Regions from separate parts of the Homo sapiens genome. Here region 2 is linked to region 1. A link is a loop called in an ENCODE intact Hi-C map of the cell type or tissue named here. Cell type or tissue: heart left ventricle. All regions are shown on one strand. Each heading gives the region's core, and the rest is flanking DNA. Links, peaks and the distances in the headings are about the cores only.

The links. Hi-C counts contacts between places; a loop is a spot of excess contacts. Peaks named below come from ENCODE experiments on the same cell type or tissue, not always from the same donor. Only the 100,000 strongest peaks of a DNase experiment are listed, where the experiment ranks them.
Region 2: it touches region 1 in a loop (4-fold over the local background); 18 of 110 quality-filtered maps call a loop at or near these places.

The regions. Positions count from the first base shown.
Region 1 is chr18:22,263,010-22,273,253 of GRCh38, forward strand. It overlaps LOC105372018 (a long non-coding RNA gene), which reads right to left and starts at 4,794. Exons shown (of 3, transcript XR_001753369.2): 1 at 4,454-4,794. In heart left ventricle, for the core only: no CTCF peak of the experiment used is centred there; DNase peaks (open chromatin) are centred at 3,042 and 4,892; H3K4me3 peaks cover 3,550 bases; H3K27ac peaks cover 5,264 bases.
Region 2 is chr18:22,207,309-22,217,552 of GRCh38, forward strand. It overlaps LOC105372017 (a long non-coding RNA gene), which reads left to right and starts at 8,591. Exons shown (of 3, transcript XR_935279.3): 1 at 8,591-8,723; 2 at 9,371-9,561. RefSeq lists an enhancer at 8,526-9,175. In heart left ventricle, for the core only: no CTCF peak of the experiment used is centred there; no DNase peak of the experiment used is centred there; H3K27ac peaks cover 547 bases.

The DNA.
Region 1 (10,244 bases), core at 1,216-9,215:
GTTTCCTATTTTTGCCTCATAATTTCTTCTGCTTTTTAAATGAAAATTATTCCATTATTTGAGCTATATGTACTATACATATCACATATATGTTGTTCTATAACATAAATTTAAGTTGGCATGAATTTGATTCTGATTGTTGATTTTGTTGACTTTTCTTTCATTGAATTAGTCTTTCTCCCCTTGGCTTGCCCCTCTCTCTAGTGGTTTTGAGGGTTCCTCCACCAATTCTCTGGGTTCCTAGGCTCATATGGCTTTTAGAACACTGGTACTGATGAGATTTGGTGATATCACAGATACAGTCACAGAGCTGCCAGGCAGCTTTGCTCAGTTCTTGGTATCTGTGTCCTTTTGTCCTCCAGGGCCTGTGGTTTGCTAAAAACGTTAGCCTCAGGCAGTGGTAGACACCAGTTTGTTTGTTTTTTTCCTTTCCTCCTCTATTCATTTCAGTAGTAGAGTGGCCTTAGCCAGCCCCAGTCTTCAACATTGTGTAGCACAGCAGTTGGATTCCTGCCTGGCCTCCTGTCTTGTAGACCTGGAACCTGTTGCTTCAGCCCTGTTCACTCCTTTGCATTTATGACCCATTTTCAGTTGCAGCGTTGTTTAATTCGTTTTTGAGAATAGGCTATGTCTTTGTTTGTTTGTTTGTTTGTTTTTTGAGACAGAGTCTCGCTCTGTTGCCCAGGCTGGAATGCAGTGGCACAATCTCGGCTCACTGCAAACTCCACCTCCCAGGTTCAAGCAATTCTCCTACCTCAGCCTCTTTTTTTTTTTTTTTCCTTGACATGGAGTATTTCTCTGTTACCCAGGCTGGAGGGCAGTGGTGCAGGATCTCGGCTCACTGCAACCTCTGCCTCCTGGGTTCAAGCGATTCTCCTGCCACAGCCTCCCAAGTAGCTGGGATCACAGGCACGTGCCACCACGCCCAGCTAATTTTTGTACTTTTAGTAGAGGCAGGGTTTCACCATATTGGCCAGGCTGGTCTTGAACTCCTGACCTCAAGTGATCCGTTCGCCTCGGCCTCCCAGAATGCTAGGATTACAGTAGTGAGCCACTGTGCTTGGCTTCTGCCTCAGCCTTTTGAATAGCTGGGATTACAGGTGCATGAACCACCACACCCAGCTAATTTTTGTATTTTTAGTAGAGACGGGGTTTCATCATGTTAGCCAGGCTGTTCTTGAATTCCTGGCCTTAAGTGATCCACCCCCCTCAGCCCCGCCAAAATGCTGGGATTACAGGCGTGAGCCACTGCGGCTGGCGAGAATAGGCTGTATCTTTTAGCTTTCTATTTTTATATCTTACCTGTCATCATTTTATGCTTGGGACTTAGGAATGAGATAAGAGTGCTGTAGACTTCAGGTAATGCATCCTAACAGCGGCCCCAGACCCACCTGCCGGATCTCTCATGCGGACTTTCTGCAAGAGCTTCCCTGTGAGGGGTCTGATTTACATTTGCCCTTACAAATCTGTTTTCCATTAAAAGTGCACATGAAAAAATGATGTCCTTCTCTAACTTAAAATTCTCTTGGTATCCCTTGCTCTAAAGTGCAAAATCTTTTAACACAGTTTACAAGGTCCGTGGGATCCGGCCCTGCCTCCATTCCAGATTTCTTGGTACTACTTCCTCCTGCATCCTGAACCTCTGCTCTCCAACAACGTTGGCCCTCCTTTAGCTCCTGGAACCACTGGCCTCTCACACTTCAGAGCCTGCACACAGCCTTCTCCTCTGCTTGCAACCCTCTCTCCTCCTTTGCATCCTCATCCCTGACCTCCTGGATACATCCTGTTTACCTGCTAGACGTCAGCTGGATGTCTTGACCTCAGGGAGACATCCCTCCACTTCCAGCTTGGGTGACCTTGTAATATACTGTCAAGGGGCCCTGTACTTTTTGTTCAGATACCTGAATATATTAATTGGTATAACTTATTCACATTTATTCATGTGATTATTTGTTGATCTTCGACGGGTTTTTTCACCCCTATATGCCCGGCACCCAGCACCACGTGTGGATTTTCACAGCTCACGCCAGATTCCAGGAAGCAAGGGTGAGTTATTTAAGGCGTCAGGTGGTCTCGGCCCTGCTTCCCCTCTCATCTCCCCTGTTACCACTTTCCTCCTCACTGTCTCTTCTTCAGGACACCCATGGGCCGACTAGTATTTCCCCAAACCCAGCAGTCATGCTCCTGTGTCCAGGCCCTGGTGGTTTCTGTCACGTTATTTGAAACACTGCCAAAAGAGCCTGCAGCTCACTCCCTGCAGAGTGCTCCCATCACCTCCTCACTGAGGCCTTCCTTGACTGGCCTATTTAAAATGGTAACCCATTCACTTCCCTGCATCACTCTCCTCTGTGGCCCTTGGCACTGTGCAAAATTCTACATCCTTCATGTCTATCATTGGCCTCCCCTGAGAAGGAAGCGTTGTGATGGCAGAGTTCTGTGGGGCTCATCGATGGCTCCTTGGCACTTAGCACATGCCTGATGCGTGGCAGGTGCCACACAGGTGTTTGTTAATTGAAGGAATGAGTTGCCTACCCCCACTCTGATTTAATATTTGCTTTGCTCCTATTGATCAGGAAAGAAGGCCTGATTACACCTGCTATCTGCCTAAGGTATTTTTTCATCTCCTTCATGATATCAAAATATTCTTATTCATTTTTATTCCTTGAAGCCTAACAGACATTTCCTGAGTATGCGTTTGGTTTTATGCTGCTGAGATGTTCCTCTTGAGAAAACACACATTTCTGTTTCTTTTCTTTTAGGTCTTAAAATGGTAACGAAGAGACTGGAGGGATGTTCCTGCAGAGATAACATTCAAATCCTAGAGAGCAGGTGCAGATGCAGGATTTGAAGGTGGGGCTTCTTGTGGCTATAGAATTAGTTTAAAAAATAATAAAAGAGGAGTAGGAAGACATCCTGCCACCTAGCATCATTTGTAGCCAGAAGCACGGCCATGGTGGAGGCTCACTTCTCAGTGCCCTTGCGGCTGCCACCAGCCCCAGCTGTGGCAGATGCTCCCCTAGGCCTGCGCACCCCCTCCCTCCCACATGCCATGGGATGGCAACAGCCGCTCATGCTCCAGGCTTTGGCAGGTTGAGGTGGAAGAGTCTGTTTTCACAGGTGCAGCCTGCAGCCCAAGGTTGAAATTTGGCTTAGAGCATGTCCCTGAGTATAAAGCTAAGCTTCTTTTGTAATGAATACTAAAAACAAAAACAAAAACAAAAACCTCCCCCTAAAATCCTGAAACAGGTTGTAGGGCCCTGGAGACCTTAGGACCCAAGGATGTCCCTGCCCTCCATTGTCACAAAGAAAATTTCTTTTTGCTCCAGACAGAAACTGATAATTGTGATTACTTCTGAAATCTATTGTTTAGTTTGAAATATGTAGGAATTGAGGAAAAAGGCTCTTTTCTCCCCTCCTAAGCTTCCTTCTAGCGGAGCTCCCCCAGTCACAAGGATTCTTTGCCTTTTCATCTTTAGAGAGTCGGGAGCTGCATAAAGGCTCCAACCTGCATTGGCAGGGAAGGGCCTGCCTTTGCTTTACTGTACATTTTTGACCGTTTAAAAATCTGCATCTCAAGGCCAGGTGCACTGGCTCACGCTTGTAATCCCAGTACTTTGGGAGGCCAAGGAGGGAGGATCACTTGAGGTCAGGAATTTGAGACTAGCCTGGACAACATGGTGAAACCCCATCTCTATCAAAAATACAAAAATTAGCCGGGCATGGTGGTGTGTGCCTGTAATCCCAGCTACTCAGGAGGCCAAGGCAGGAGAATCACCTGAACCTGGGAGGCGGAGGCTGCAGTGTGCCGAGATTGCGCCACTGCACTCCAGCCTGGGTGACAGAGTGAGACTCCATCTCAAAAAAAAAAAAAATCTGCATCTTTAGTCCACTGGTCTTAGAAGAGCTGGAGCATGAAGAGACTTCTGATTGTCGAGACCCCAGGCATTAACACAGAAATGCAGTGACGTGTGATGGCTAGATGAAAATCCTTCTGGAGTGAAGGTGACAGTCTAAATGTTCCACTGATATTACAAATACACACCTATTATAATGTGCCAGGAATTTAAAAAAAGTTTTAAAGTGTTAACATTACTTCGTTTAGTCCTTAGAAAATTCTACACAATAGATATTAATATTAACCTTCTTGTACAGGGACAACAATGGCTTTGGGGTCTTGCCCAAGGCATCCTGTTAAGAAATGGCAGAATTAGCAGGCAACCCAGACAGCCTGAGTCTTGAGTCTGACTCTTCATCACCTCACTTTGCTGTCTCAAAGTTCCTTCCAGGCCTGTGGTTGGTGGTCTCCAGTTAGATGTGTTCTTCCCCTTTTGTGGGAAGCTGAGCATGGACACCATGCCCTTACTCCTGGCACAATGGCAAAAGAGCTTGGCCACTTTCCCCTCCCTGCTGGCACCTATCACATGCTTGAGGGAAAAGTAGCTGCTGTCCTTACCTGGGAGTGAACCTCCTTTCTTGGCTGTTCCCGGTTGGCTGGGAGTCCTTTGAGTTTCAGGATTCCAGTGCCTCCTCCCACATCACAAACATGTTACACTGGAATACCTGTTCTCTTGGTTATGTGCTTGCAAATATCCCTCACTTGGGATGAAGGCGAAAGTCCTACCTTTCGCCTGGTTGGTAATCCTGGCCCTGATGTATGCAGGATCCATGCAGCGCAGTAGGCGCTCCAGAAAAGCATCCCTTTGTGATAGGAACAGATACAGTGACATAATCCCCTGGCATCCAAAGCAGAACAGGCTGTACTTTTTAGAAATAGCATATTCACCTCTCACTCAGTTATTTTAGGGTCCACACACCATGAGCTGTCACCAGGAACCTCCTGAACTTCTGGGGTGACTGAAGGTGTCCAGCGAGGCGACGTCATCCCATGCTCTCGGTACACAAGGTCAGGAGGCTGGAGGCACTCAGGGGCTGCAGCCTATCAGGTCTGTAAATAGCAGCAGCCAGGCTCGTGTTCTCTTCCTTTAGTGCACTTCGGCATTTCTAATCAGCTCCAGAGAGAACGAGACATATTCTCCACGGAGTGAACTCCAGGCCACTCTGGAGGTGAGCTCATGGGAGTTTTTATGATATGTCCAATCATCCAAAAGGAGAATGGGGCTTGCCCTGAGTGTCTGGGGAAGAGCCGTTCTGCCCTTGGTTGCCAAACTGCTGGCTTTTGGTGTGGGCACTAAGGAGGTATGGTCTGTAGCAGTTTCTTGTGGGTATCCATGTCCCATACCTTCAGGGAACTACAAATATGGGATTAGAATAATGTGGTGTTTTTTTTTTTTTTTAGGAAGTTTTTCTCTTGTTGCCCAGGCTGGAGTGCAATGGCGCAATCTCGGCTCACTGTAACCTCTGCCTCCTGGGCTCAAGTGATTCTCCTGCCCCAGCCTTCCAAGTAGCTGGGATTACAGGCATGTGCCACCACACCTGGCTAATATTTTGTACTTTTAGTAGAGATGAGGTTTCACCATGTTGGCCAGGCTGGTCTGAAACTCCTGACCTCAGGTGATCCACCCGCCTCGGCATCTCAAAGTACTGGGATTATAGGCATAAGCCACCATGCCAGGCCTAATGTAGGTCTTGATATTGAAACAGGAGTCTGTATGATGGAAGGAAGAGTGGTGGGCATGGGGAGACAGCCAGCCTAGCCCCGCCACTTTCCTCTGGGCAGCCTTGGGAAGTGCTCTGTTCTCTCCACTGTGCTGCAGACGCTCAACCAGGCACTTTACTTAATTTTGATAGCAGCCTTTCCTGCCAACTTCACATATCAAATGATATGATGCCTATGAAAGAACAAGAGAAGCCATATAGCAATATTCACATGCACATGGGAGATGCTGTTAATATTTATTTAGTTAGTTGAGTTTAGGGTTATTCTCTTCCTATGTTGCCAACGCCTTCCTGGCTTATTGCCAAAACTCTTCTTTTGTTTGCAGAAAATAAATATGACCCTGCTGGCTCTACCTTGCTCAAAAGAGTATCCATTTATTATTTGCTCTGTTCATTCATTCATTCATTCATTCATTCACGTATTCATCAGATTTGCTTGTGACAGTGGCAGGTCTTGAGAGTGGTAAAGTCTTAGACAATTTTAGAATTCAATAAGGAAGAATGTAAAAATAATTGTAATACAAAGTGAGAATGTTATAATGGAATCGTGTGCAAAATGTTTCAGAACACACAAAACTTACACACAGTGTTCATAGCAGCATTATTCATAATAGTCAAAAGAATGGAAACCACCCAAATGTCTACCAGCTGATGGATGAACAGATGGACAATGTGTTATATCCATACAATGGAATATATTACTCAGCAATTAAAATCAATGAAGTACTGACACATGTATTGTATGGATAAATCTTAAAAACATGCTAAGTGAAAGAAGCCAGCCACGAAAGACCACATATTGTATGATTCCTTTTATATGAGCTATGCAAGTCCATACTGACAGAATTCCCTTTATGTGGCAAGTCCACAGAGACATTAAGTAGATGAATAGGTGCCTGGGGCTGGGGCAGAGAGAGGAAGAGTGATTACTGCTAATGAGAAATGGTTTTTTTAGGGGCCATGAAAATATTTTCAAATTAGATTGTGGTAATAGTTACATACCCTATAATACACTGAGAACTCTTCAATAGGTGAATTTACTGTATGTGAATTAGATCTCATTAAAATCTTTAGAAAATGCTGTGGGAATATTGAAGAGAGATTAGTTTTGATCCATATGTCAGAAAAGTTCAAATTGGAGGAGATATTTGGATCAGCTCTTTTTTTTTTGAGACGGAGTCTTACTCTGTCACCCAGGCTGGAACTCAGTGACACGTTCTCAGCTCACTGCAACTTCCACCTCCCGCGTTCAAGCAATTCTCCTGCCTCAGCCTCCCAAGTAGCTGGGATTACAGACTCCCACCACCACACCCAGCTAATTTTTGTATTTTTAGTAGAGATGGGGTTTCACAATGTTGCCCAGGCTGGTCTCAAACTCCTGACCTTAAGTGATCCGCCTGCTTTGGCCTCTCAAAGTGCTGGGATTACAGGCGTGAGCCACCTCACCCCTGCTCTGCTCTTTTATTTATTTATTTTTTAAGAGACAGGGTCTTGCTGTGTTGTCCAGGTTGGAGTACAGTGGCTAACACGGGGGTGATCACAGTGCTCTACAGTCTTGAACTCCTGGGCTTAAGTGACCCTCTCACCTCAGCTTCCTGAGTAGTTGGGATTACAGGCATGCATTGCCATGCCCAGCTAATTTTAACATTTTTTTGTAGAGATGGGATTTGCTGTGTTTTTCAGCAACTCCTGGCCTCAAGGGATTCTCTTGCCTCAGCCTCCCAAAGTACTGGGATTATAGACATGCATCACCATGGCCAGCATTTTTTTTTTTTTGAGTTGGAGTCTTGCTCTGTTGCCCAGGCTGGAGTGCAGTGGCACAATCTCTGCTCACTGCAGCCTCTGCCTCCGGGTTCAAATGATTCTCCTGCCTCAGCCTCTCGAGTAGCTGGGATTACAGGCACCTGCCACCATGCCCGGCTACTTTTTGTATTTTTAGTAGAGATGGGGTTTCACCATGTTGTCCAGGCTTGTCTTGAACTCCTGACCTCAGGGGATCTGCCCACCTCAGCCTCCCAAAGTGCTGGGATTACAGGTGTGAGCCACTGTACCAGGCTACCATGCCCCGCTTTGAATCAGCTCTTGAGAGGCAAATTTGCCAAGTGAAAAGTGTGGGAAAGCATCCTAAACAGACGCAGTACTATCTGGAAGCATGGAGGAAGGAAAAAGAGGGTGCATCTGAGGAAGAGCAGGAAGGTGGGTATGGCTGGAGTGTAGGTGCATACTGGTGGCGAGGGGCAGAAGATGAGGCCAAAGGGAGGGAAGGGGCTGGATTGTGAAAGGCATTTTGTGTGTGCCAAGGAGTTGGTCAATGTCTTGTCAATAGTGGAAAGTCACTGTAGGGCTTTAGTCACTGATGAGGGTGTCATGATCAGGTTTAAGTTGTAGAAGGCAATGAAGATGATGGTTTACAGTGGGGGCGAGTTATGTGGCTTTTGTTGTGGTCCAGGTAGAAAATAATAGTCTTGGATTAATATAGAGTGAAATGGATTGAAAACATTTTTGGGGGACAGAATAGTTAGGACCTGATGGCCAATCATTTTTGAGTGAGAAGAAGGAAAAGGAGGAGAAGGAGGAGAGGGAGGAGAAGGAGGAGGAGGAGTGGGGGAGGAGGGGAATGAGGGGGAAGAGGAGGAGAAGAAAGACATACAGTATTGTAGCTTGGATAATTGGGTGGGTGGTAGTATCCTAGACAAAAGCAGAATACAGCATAGGCAGACAGATTTGGGAATAGAGGCCATGAGTTTAGTTTTAGAGATGTTGAGTTTGAGAATCCTTTGAGATATCCAGGTACAAATGCTCAGAAAGCAGTTGGGAATGATTGTAATCATTACAAATCAGAACAGCAACAAAACCTGCCTACTGTCTATCAGCCACTATGCTAGGTACTTTATATAAATATCTTTATAAGCGCCTCTACAGAAAGATATAGAGCATTATCCCCATTTTATAAATCAACAAAATCATTGAGAGGCACTCTAGAAAGAGGTACTCCAGAAACAGTGGACATATAGATTCTTTTTCTGAAGATTTAGGGAAAAATTCACCATTAAAGAACAGTCTCCAAGCTCATCAGTGATGGCCTGACTATCACAGGTGGGGAGTTAGTCTGAGCAGTAGACAGTGGGGGCCGCGGTGTGACACTTCTTTTTTTGCCAGGACTGTACTTCCATCACCACCGAATGCTGAGCTCCAAAAGAAAACAATTTGTAAGTCTCCATATTGAGTTGGTTGTCTTGAGAGACAGTATCCCTGAGACGAAAGGTAGAAGAAGAGACATGAGACAGCTGGAAATACAAAACCTTTCCTTCTGCTTTTGGATCAGTATCTAAAAGAGTCTAGTTAAATGAAGAGCTCCTTCTTTTATTTGGCTAGCTCTTTAAACAGGCAGGTTTTCATTTTCCAAGGCCACCTCTGTGAGCCAGCTCTGCCCACCATGGGGTTGTAAACTTCTGGAGGAGAGACTCTTTGTTTTACTGTGGGGGCCCTCACAGCCCAAAGCCTCATGCCTAGATAAAGTGCTCAAGGCAGATAGTTGGAGAGAATGGGTTGCCAAGACTCTTACACCTTGGTTTTGTGCACTGCAGTTTGCTGGGGTCCACTGCAGTGTACCTACCTCTGTACAGGGGCTTTGCTGCCCAGTTGCCTGGGGCAATGATATTGGGGATACACTGTATGTAATATTCTTGCCAAGGTCCCAATTCAATTAGGTGATTATACTTTCACTGTTTGTGCCAAGATTCCCTGCTGTGAGTGAATCCCATTAGTACCAGCTTAGCACATGTAGGAGGCCCTCAATAAATGTTTGCTGGATTGAAATGAAAGCTTGAATATACTTGAGGAGTGACTTAAGTCCTTGGCTGACCTCAGCTAGTGAGAGCCCTTGGATGAAGTATAGAAGAGTGAAGATGGAATTTTACATTTCACAATGCCCTCTGAAACCTTCCATAATCCTCCTGTACTTCAGCTTTACTTCAAATTGATTCAACATCAAGTGAAAGATGGGATTTGAGAAGGGAGAGTAAATCCTTCAAGAATAACTTTCCCCCAAAGTAATATTTATTTTCTAGGTATTGTGATGGCCTCTAAGAAAAATATAAATTGAATCTGGCCAAGATAGTGACCTGGAGGAAAGCAGATAGAGAAAGGGAGACATTTGTGGAATAAGTTTTGACATAAGCTAAGAGGGCTGAGAGGAGCAGGAGCCAGGGGAGAGGGTTCTGGAGGTAGAAGGCTGTGGAGGGGGCATCTTCCATTCTCCATTCTCCTAAGACCCTGTGCCTTGTGGCTGTGTCTCATAGCTCCAGCCACCCACATGTCACAGCTGGCAGACCTTTCAGACTGACTAAAATCTAGTACCCTTTGATTCAGAGCAGAAAAACCCACTACAGTATTTGAAAAAGAAAAAAACGCTTTTTCAGGAATCAGAAAAGACTTCTCTAGTTACATCTTAGTTCCCTGATGATCTGAGTTGGCCAGACCAGGAGTTGAGGAGGTGGTAAGTGGCAATTCAGAGAGTTCCAGCCTGAGACCTCATCCCTCCTTGCACTTTCTTCGCCACAGTCTGCTCTGATGTTTTTCTTTTTCTCTATTTCTGTCTTTGTGTTATAGCACAATACGTCTCGGAC
Region 2 (10,244 bases), core at 1,251-9,250, 56 kb before region 1:
ACGAGAATCACACACAGGGCTTGTGAAAATCGCAGAGTCCATAACTCCCCCAGAGAACTGGATTCTGCAGGTCTTGTCTTGGAAGCTGCAATTTTGGCCTTTGCATTAATTAAAATTTCTTGGCTAGTACAAAATCACAAAGTTGTAAGTTAGAATGCACTAAAAAAAATTGTTCTTTTCACCCCTCTACCTCAGTCAGTCAGTTCCTCTCCCAGATGTTACTTCCTTCTTTTTCTCTTTCTTCCTTTCCTTTCCTTCTTTCTTTTCTTTTCTTTTTCTCCTTCTCCTCCTCCTCCTCCTTCTTCTTCTTTCATTTCTTTCCTTTCTTTCCCTTCCTTCCTTCCCCCCTTTTTTTTTTTCGCTAGAGTCTCCCTCAGTCGCCCAGACTGGAGTGCAGTGGCGTGATTTTGGCTCACTGCAACCTCCACCTGCCAGGTTCAAGTGATTCTCCTGCTTCAGCCTCCCCAGTAGCTGGGACTACAAGCATGCACCGCTGCACCCAGCTAATTTTTGTATTTTTAGTAAAGATGGGGCTTCTCCATGTTGGTCAGGCTGGTCTTGAACTCCTGACCGCAAGTGATCTGTCGGCTAGGCCTCCCGAAGTGCTGGGATTACAGGCGTGAGCCACCGCGCCTAACCATAACTTCTTATTTCTTGCATGGATTGTATGCATTGACTAGGGACACACAATATATTCCAGTTTTTTGACATATAGGATAGCGCACTATACACATTGCTTTGCATTTTGCTTTTTTCACTTAGCATATCTGGGTAGGTCATTATTTAATCAGTGCCATATTTAAGTACATTTGTTTCCAGCCTTTGGTTTTTTTGAGTAATGCTGCAATTAATATCCCTTATCTGTGTCATTTCACGCAGGTGCAAATATACCTGTAAAATGAATTTCTGGAAGCAGCATTACTGACTCAAGGGTATCTACTTTTCATTTTGATAGATATTGCCAAATTGCTCTCACAGAGGTTTCCCCAATTTGTACTCCCACCAGCAATGGACAAGAGTGTTTTTTCTTTTTCACACAAGTCTGGTGTCAAACATTCTGATCTTGTCAGTCTTGATTCTCTGAGTTTTGTTTTGCATTTCTCTTATTGTGAGCGAAGTCGAACATATTTTCCTATGATTAGGAGCCATGTGTAATTCCTTTTATGTGAACTTTTTGCCCATCTCTGTCCATTTTCTTTACTTATTTTTTCTATTGGGTTATCAGTCTCATTGATTTGAGAAGTTCTTCGCATGTTAAGGAAAGCAGCCCTTTGTCTGAAATATACTTGAAATATATATACATATATTCTGGCTTTTTGTTTTACTTTGTTTATACTTTTTAAAAAGTCATGATGATCTTTTCTTTCATAAAGTAATTCAATTTATTGGTCTTTTCTTTTATGACTTTGGAGTTTTGTATAATATTAGGAAGGCCTTCCCCACCATTAAGATGATTTTTTTAAAATCCCGTGTTTTCTTCTAGTATTTTTATGGTTTTATTTTTGAGGTTTGCATTGTTTTTTAAATCTGGAACTTTTGTTGTTGGTTGTTGTAACATGTAGAATATATATTCAACATTTGTCCAAATGGCAACCTTATTGTCACAGCATCATTTCCTGAAAAATCCATTTCCCTCCCACTGATTGAAAATAGAAAGTCAAAATTATATAAATTCTCATATGTATATGTACTCTTTTATAAATTCTTATGTGGATATATATTTAATATAAATTTACATATACATTTGGGTCTATTTCTATCTATTTTGTACCAATGATATGTTTATATATGTGTCAATCTCATACTTTTTTTTGATTATTATATAAGCATGCCTCACTTAGCGACAAGAATACTTTCTGAGAAGTACATCAGGCAATTTCATCATTGTGTGAACATCACAGAGTGTGGTTACATAAATTTAGATGGTTTAGCCTACCACATACCTAGGCTATAATGATATAGCCTATGGCTCTTAGGCTACAAACTTGTACAGCATGTGACTCTACTGAATACTGTATGCAACTGTAACACAATGGTAAGTATTTATGTATCTAAACATATCCAAACTTAGATAATGTACAGTAAAAATACAGTATTATCATTTTATGGGACCACCTTCATATATATGCAGTCCATTTTTGACCAAAATGTCATTGTGTGGTGCATGACTATACTTTGCATGTATTTTACTGTTTAGAAGGCCAGCTCCTTTTCATTGATCTTATTTTTTAAATAAGAATTTGATCACTATTCTTGCTTACTTGTTTTTCCACATAAACTTTAGAATTAGCTTGTTCCTTTTCAAAAAAATCCTGTTGGTATTTTTATTGGAATAGTATTAAAATTTTAGATTATCTTAGGGAGAATTAATATCTTAATTTTATTAAGTCTTCCTGTCCAAGATGAAGTATGTCTTTTTTGTTTGTTAAAATTTTTTTTTCTGTGTCCCTCATAAGAATTTTAACCTTTTCTTCCTGTAGATCTTGTGCATGTTTCTGGTTAAGTTTATTCTTAGGTGTTCAATACTTTTTGATGTTAGTTTATTCTAATGGATTGTCATGTTCATTAAGAGTATAGTAAGCCTCTTTCCCAGAACCATTTAAAATTCTCATATTTTTTTTCGGTTGATTCTCTTGTGTTTTCTGAGAGAATATGCAGTTTCTATTTGTACTGCTGGTGGTTCAGGTGTTGGTGGAAACACTTTTCATGGTGTTGTCTGATTAAGGAAATCTAGGTACCTCACACTGCATTTATTCACTTAAATCATCAATTCATATAACTTTAGAGATGGAAGAGACTTGACTGAGGTCCAGCTGAGGAAACTGAGTCTCAGAAAGGTTGGGTTGTGGTTCGTCAGTATAGAGCTCAGGTTTCCAGGCTCGGGGATCCATGACCTTGGTGCTGTGGGCTAGGCTGAGAGGTCCCTGAAGGAAATGCAAGAACCAAACATTGTGAGCAAAAGCTTGGACTTTGGCAGAGGCTATAACTTCTTTTTACTCTGAGTAATGCTTCATTAATCGGTTTAGGAATTAACAAGATACTGAGACTTGGGCCAGTATGGGTTTTCAAAGATTGCATGTGTCTCCAAACACCACCTCTGAGTTCCTTCCAGGGAGTAGCCCACATGACCATTGGTCTCCAGTGAATCACCAGGCCACATTTGCTGAAGTAAATGGAAGCATTGCGAGAGCAGAAAATCAGGACAGACACCTATACTTGCTAACCCAAACAACCGCCCTTTCTGAGCCACTGGAGATCAGTTATCACCAAATGGACAGATACACTCGGCAAAGTTTTTGCAGGCTTCACAGCTTGTAAATAAGAGACTGCATTCTTCATGCTCCCTCTTGTTGAATCTGGCAGAGGGAAGACCTCTGGCTCTAATCAGCTGGGCAATGACCAGTAGCTGGGCTGGCAGGAAAGAGTGATGACTCCATTTGAATAAACTTTGTGAACCCACTATAGTTAATTCAGAGGACCCATATACTAAGAACACAGGGCTTCTTATCCATGGAAAATCATCCTGGGAACACCGGTTGCTTGTTACTTATAATTTATAATGGCATACCAAATACAAATTGGCCTGTGTGGAATACATTGGCATAGATTTAATAATATTTAACATTTCTATAATTCAACATTCTGTTCATTCTTTCTTATATTCTTTTTTTTCTCTTTTTTGCCATGGAGTCTCACTGTGTCACCCAGGCTGGCGCTATCTTGGCTCACTGCAACCTCCGCCTCCCGGGTTCAAGTGATTCTCTTGCCTCAGCCTCCGAGTAGCTGGGACTATAGGCGTGTGCTACCACGCCTGGCTAATTTTTGTATTTTTAGTAGAGATGGGGGGTTCATCACATTGGCCAGGCTGGTCTCGAACTCCTGACCTCAGGTGATTCACCCGCCTGGGCCTCCCAAAATGTTGGGATTACAGGTGTGAGCCACTGCACCCGGCCCATTGTTTCTTATATACTTATTATTCTTTGTACTTTTACCAGGACTTCCTTCTTTGTAGCTTTGTTTACCCTATTCTTCCATTTACATTTTACCGATCACTTGAGTCTCCAAAAAAAATTTCTGACTCTTTGATATCACTAGGCATGATTTCCAGTTGAGTCCTTCCAGGAGAAATTTCAGAAGGTGCCTCCTTTTCTTTCTAAATGGGTCAGAGATACCTTTATTTTGGAACTGACCATGGGAAGCCTTCAGTTGTTTATATCTTGAATTGGGGCAGCAGATGGAGCTTTTCTCCCCTGTCCCCAGCACCATCCAACCTTCTTTCCTTGACCTTTTAGAAGCATTTGACATTGTGGCCCTCTCCATCTTACCTGAAGCCTTCTCCCCCTTTTGACTCCGGAGACATCATAGATAAATCAGGGCTGTGGTGAAATGGAAACACTGTGCCTTCAGAGTCATGCAAATGGGGGTTTGAATCTTGGCTCCACACAGCAGCTCTGAGGCTTGAACAAGTTCTGGAATCTCTCAAGGCTGCAGTGCTCTTATCTCAAAAAGGAGGGTGACATAATCTGCCTCGTATGCCAGTCTTCAGCCTTGAAGCCTTATTCAACTTCTGCTTTTTGAGGGTAGGGGCAGAGTTTGTACCCTGGAACATGATGCTAGCATAGTGCCTTTCACAAGATGGGCACTCACTAATTTATCTGCTTTCCACTTCCCATTTTCAGCCTAGAGTCACACCATTCATTCATGCTCCATGTGTTAGGGTTCTCCAGGGAAACAGAACCAATAGGATATATACATATATAATCCATATATTGGATTTTTGATTTTATATATATCCTTGAATATATATATATATATATATATATACATATATAGAGAGAGAGAGAGAGAGAGAGAGAGAGAGAGACAGAGACAGAGACAGACAGACAGAGAGAGAGAGACAGAGAGACAGAGAGAGATTTGTTTTAAGAAATTGGCTCATGTGATTGTGAGGGCTGGCAAGTCTGAAATCTGTAGAGCAGGCCAGTAAGCTGGTGACTCAGGTGAGAACTGATGTTGGTCTTGAGTCTGAATTCCACAGGGCAGGAGTCTGGAAATGCAGGCAGGGTTTTTATGATGCAGTCTTGAAAATAATTCCCTTTTTTTTTGAGACTGAGTCTCACTCTGTCACCCAGGTTGGAGTGCAGTGGCTTGATCTCGGCTCACTGTAACCTCCACCTCCTGGGTTCAAGTGATCCTCCTGCCTCAGCCTCCCGAGTAGCTGGGATTACAGGTACCTGCCACCATGCCTGGGTGATTTTTGCATGCGGTTTCACCATGTTGGCCAGGCAGGGAAAAGAATTTCTTCTGGGGGAAACTTCAATCTTTACTCTTTTAGGACCTTCTACTGATTGGGTGAGGCCCACATACATGATGGAGGACAATCTGCTTCAAGTCCACTGATTTCAGTGTTAGTCCCATCTAAAAAATACCTTCACAGTGACATCCAGACTGGTGTTTGATTTTTTTTTTGTTTAAAGTGGAGGTCTTGCTCTGTTGCCCAGGCCGGAGTACAGTGGTACCATCGTAATTCAATGTAGCTTCAATTCCTGGGCTCAGGGATCTTCTGCTTCAGCCTCTTAAGTAGCTCTTAAGTACAGGCCTGTGCTGCCATGCTCAGCTAATTTTTTTTTTGTTGTTGTTGAGACAGAGTCTTGCTCTGTCACCCAGGCTGGAGTGCAGTGGTGGGATCTCGGCTCACTGCAACCTCTGCCTCCCAGATTCAAGTGATTCCCCTGCCTCAGCCTCCCAAGTAGCTGGGACTACAGGTGTGCACTAGCATGCCTGGCTAATTTTTTTTTTAATTTTTAGTAGAGACAGGGTTTCACCATGTTGATCAGACTGGTCTCGGACTCCTGGCCTGAAGTGATCTGCCCACCTCAGTGTCCCAAAGTGCTGGGATTACAGGCATGAGCCACCACATCCGGCCTAATTTGTTTTGTTTTGAGACTCAGTCTTGTTAGGTTGCCCAGACTGGTATCTAATTCTTCAAGCCATTCTCCCACCTCAGCCTCCCAAAGTGCTGGGATTACAGGCTTGAGCCACTGCACCAAGCTGTGGTGTTTGATCAAGCAACTAGGCACCAGAGCCTAGCTAGGCTGACACATAAAATTAACTATCGCTCTCCACACGCTTGGCCACTGATCCTTAGCAACTGGGCCTCAGTCCAAAGTTAGAGAGCTTAACTGAAGAGGACATTGTGATGATGAAGCTTGCCGGGGGCCATAGGGATCTCTGTTAGAACTCCCTCAGGATCGGAATTCTATGTTATTGCTGGAGGCCTCTCTGAGGGTTCTTGGGGAAGTTATGTAGAAGGTGCCTCTGCTGAAGTCCTGGAGCTGACCACTCCCACCGGCTTGGCTCTGGGCTCAGCTCTGTCATGGTTGAACTGTATGACCCTGGGCAAGTCATGGGCTCTTCTGGGCCTCAGTTTACTGTCTATAAATAGGGACATTTGGACTTGATGTACCTGAAGTTCCCTTCTTGCTTTTAAACAGCTTCTCAGCTCCTTTTGTTTTACCACTAGCTTTGCAGAGACTTGTTAGGAATTTACAGCTTGTGATTGCTTCACTTTTTTGGAAATGGCTCTATGGTTTCAAACAACATTAACTTTAAAAAATTAACAATGCTGAGCGTGGTGGTTCACACCTGTAATCCCAGCACTTTGGGAAGCTGAGGCAGGTGGATCACCGGAGGTCAGGAGTTCGAGACCAGCCTGGCCAACATGGTGAAACCCCATCTCTACTAAAATACAAAAATTAGCTGGGCGTGGTAGCACATGCCTGTAGTTCCAGCTACGGGGGAGGACAAGGCAGGAGAATCACATGAACCCAGGAGGCGGAGGTTGCAGTGAGCTGAGATTGCGCCACTGCACTCCAGCCTGGGAGACAGAGTGAGACTCCATCTCAAAAAAAAAAAAAAAAAAAAAAAAGAAAAGAAAAGAAATTGACATCATGTGTTTACTGACTAGATGCTTTTTTTTCTTTTAATCACTGCGATGTCATTCATCTAGTGAGCGCTCAATACATGTTTTTTTGGATTAAAACATATTTTAAAAATTTATATATCATTAAAAAGACATTTGCACTACAGAAGCTCCTGGGTGATGATAGGTAGACCCACCCTCTCCATTAACTATCTTGTAGTTTAGAGGACTCCAGAGTATATTGGAAAGAACCAAGGCTTTGCAATAATACAGACCTGGACTTAAATCCTGAATTTTCTACTTGTCAGCTGTGCAACCGTGGTCATAATTCTTAATTTCTCTGAGACTCAGTTTATTTATCTGTAGAATTGGAGTAATGGGATATCTCCCAGAGTTGTTAAATGACATGTATGTGAACTGCCAAGCATACGGCTTAATAGAGTAAACTTGAAATAAAAATGAGGTATTTTTTGTTCTCTTCCCTTGGACTGTGTGTGGAGTCCTGGAGCACTGTAATGCCACTAGGAAGTTTGAGGCAAGAGGCTCTCTTCCAGCGATGTCAAGAAACTTATTGCTTTTTTTTTTTTTTAATCACATCAGATGGATGTGATTACCATCTGAGTGTGTCCCATCCAACAGAACGGGGTTAGGCTGTGAAGTGCTTTGCTTTTAAAACAGACAGTCCTGTACTCTAGGAATCAACAGTGCTTCCCTTTCAGGAAGAAGTGATGAATCATTACAGGAAATATTGTGTTTTTTTTTCCCCTCAAGTATCTTACCAATGAAAGTTATTAAAAATAGAAGCTTCGGTTGAGAACAACTTTGGGAGGAGTCAGAGTGGAGATGAATTTACTAGGGTTGAAGTCAACATCTTTGAGTGAGTTAATCTGGAGTTTTAATCCCTGTCACTGTCTCTCCAAGGACTCAAATCTTGGATCTTGAAAAAAAATTAATTGAAATGCTACTTGATTTCAAAAGACTTAGAATACCACTAATGATAGAAATAATGGTAACTTCTAAATAAGTAACCAAAATAGGCCTCTATTGGTAGCTGAGAAAAGCTCTTCCAGCTGCGGAAGACAGCGTGCGGCAGCGTGGGTGCTGGCGGAGACACTGATTTGATTGTGGCCATGATCATACCACGTATACGTACATCAAATCATCATGTGGTACATCTTGAATTAGTCAATCTTTATTTGTCAATTAAATATTTTTTAATTAAAAAAAAAGCAGACCGGTCGTGGTGGCTCTTGCCTGTAATCCCAACACTTTGGGAGGCAGAGGCTGGCGGATTGCCTGAGGTTGAAAGTTCGAGACCAGCCTGGCCAGCATGGTGAAACCCTGTCTCTACTAAAAATACAAAAAGCTAGCCAGGCGTGGTGGCAGGCTCCTGTAATCCCAGCTACTCGGGAAGCTGAGGCAGGAGAATTGCTTGAACCCAGGAGGCGGAGGTTGCCGTGAGCCGAGATCGCGCCATTGCACTCCAACCTTGGCAACAGAGCGAGACTCTGTCTCAAAACAAAACAAACAAACAACAACAACAAACAAAAAAACCACCACCACCACCACAACAAAACAAACAAAAAAAATGCAAGCCGAGTGTGGTGGCTCACGTCTATAATCCCAAGGAGGCTAAGGCAGGAGGACTGTTTGAGCCCAGGAGTTCAAGGCTAGTCTGGGCATCAGAGAGAGACCCCATCTCTGATTTGAATGAATGAATAAATAAAGAGGAGAAGACAGCAGAGGAGGTGGCTATGTTGCTCAGGAGGTGAGACTGACCCACATCTGCCCTCCAGCAGCGGTAAGCCCAAGGGAGGGTCTGACCATCCTTTTTACAACATCATTTGTGCTGGAGCAGAAAGTACTCACTCTGTCATTTCTCTGGGTTTCATTCAAACCCTCAATGGCTGTTAATCACCATTAACCAGTTCCTTTAAACTGCTTTGCATTTCAAAGAAGATGGGTTCTCTAACTTATTCTTTCCTTCAATTATGGCTGGCTGGAGGTTACTTTACTACCATCTACATTCTTTTTTCTTTTTATCTATTTACTTTTTTGCCTATGACATAGCCTCAGGAGGTCCTGAGTACGTGTGCCCCTCTTTGTTTTATTATTATTACTTTGTTAAACAGTGTCTTGTTCTGTCATCCAGGCTGGAGTGCAGTGATGTGATTAAGGCTCACTGCAGCCTTGACCTGCCTGCCGCAAACCATCCTCCCATCTCAGCCTCCCAAGTAGCTGGGACTACAGATGTGCACCATGATGCCCAGCTAATTTTTAATTTTTTTGTAGAGACGGGATCTTGCTATGTAGCCCAGGCTGGTCTCAAACTCCTGGACTCAAGGGACCCTCCCACCTTAGCCTCCCAAAATGCTGAGATTACAGACATAAGCCACCGTGCCTGGCCTCTACATGCTATTTTAATTGATACTCCCCAAATACCTGCAGCTGGCACTTGGTGGCATGCATGATCTCAGCCCCATCTCCTCTGAGCGGATTCCTCCACAGCAGCTGGGCTCACGCAGCCACTTGTCTCAGCTCCACCTTCTCATGGACTCAACAAAGCTGTTTCCAGCAGGGCTGATTTTAACCAAGGGCTGGGGGTCTCGGGTTCCTGCTCTTCTTTTCCAGAGTGGAAGGTGAGTTTGTTTTTTGCCTTACTCGGGGCCTTTTCCCTGCACTGGATGCTTCCTTACCTGTCAAGCCCAAGCAGCTTTTAGAACTGATTGCTGACATTTGTGTTGAGAGAAGAGAGAATGAAAAAGAGCGGGCTGCGCGTTGTGGCTCACGCCTGTAATCCTAGTACTTTGGGAGGCCGAGGCGGGTGGATCACTTCAGGTCAGGAGTTCAAGACCAGCCTGGCCAACATGGTGAAACCCTGTCTCTACTAAAAATACAAAAATTAGCCGGAAATCGCTTGAACCCGGGAGGCAGAGGTTGCACTGAGCCGAGATCGTGCCACTGCACTCCAGCCTGGGCAACAGAGCGAGGCTCTGTCTCAAAAAAAAAAAAAAAAAAAAAAAAAAAAAAGAGCAAGCACTACAGAGAACTCGAGCAGGCTATTTCTGGAGAACCTGCTCCCTGTCACCCCTTTTAGTGCTGGGCAGGGCTGGAAGAGATTGTCATTTGTTGACTGTCCTTGGGCTCTTGAAACGGAGTCAAACAGCTTCGTGTCTGCGACCCAGACCTCTGGTGGTGGGTCCCAGGGAGGGATGGCTTTGTTCTGTTCATCTTGTCTATCCCTCCATTTGGGCCACGGAGGGAAGGGAGTCTCTGGCCAGCCTCACTCCTGAACACACGGAGGCTGAGGCGGGCCTAAGTT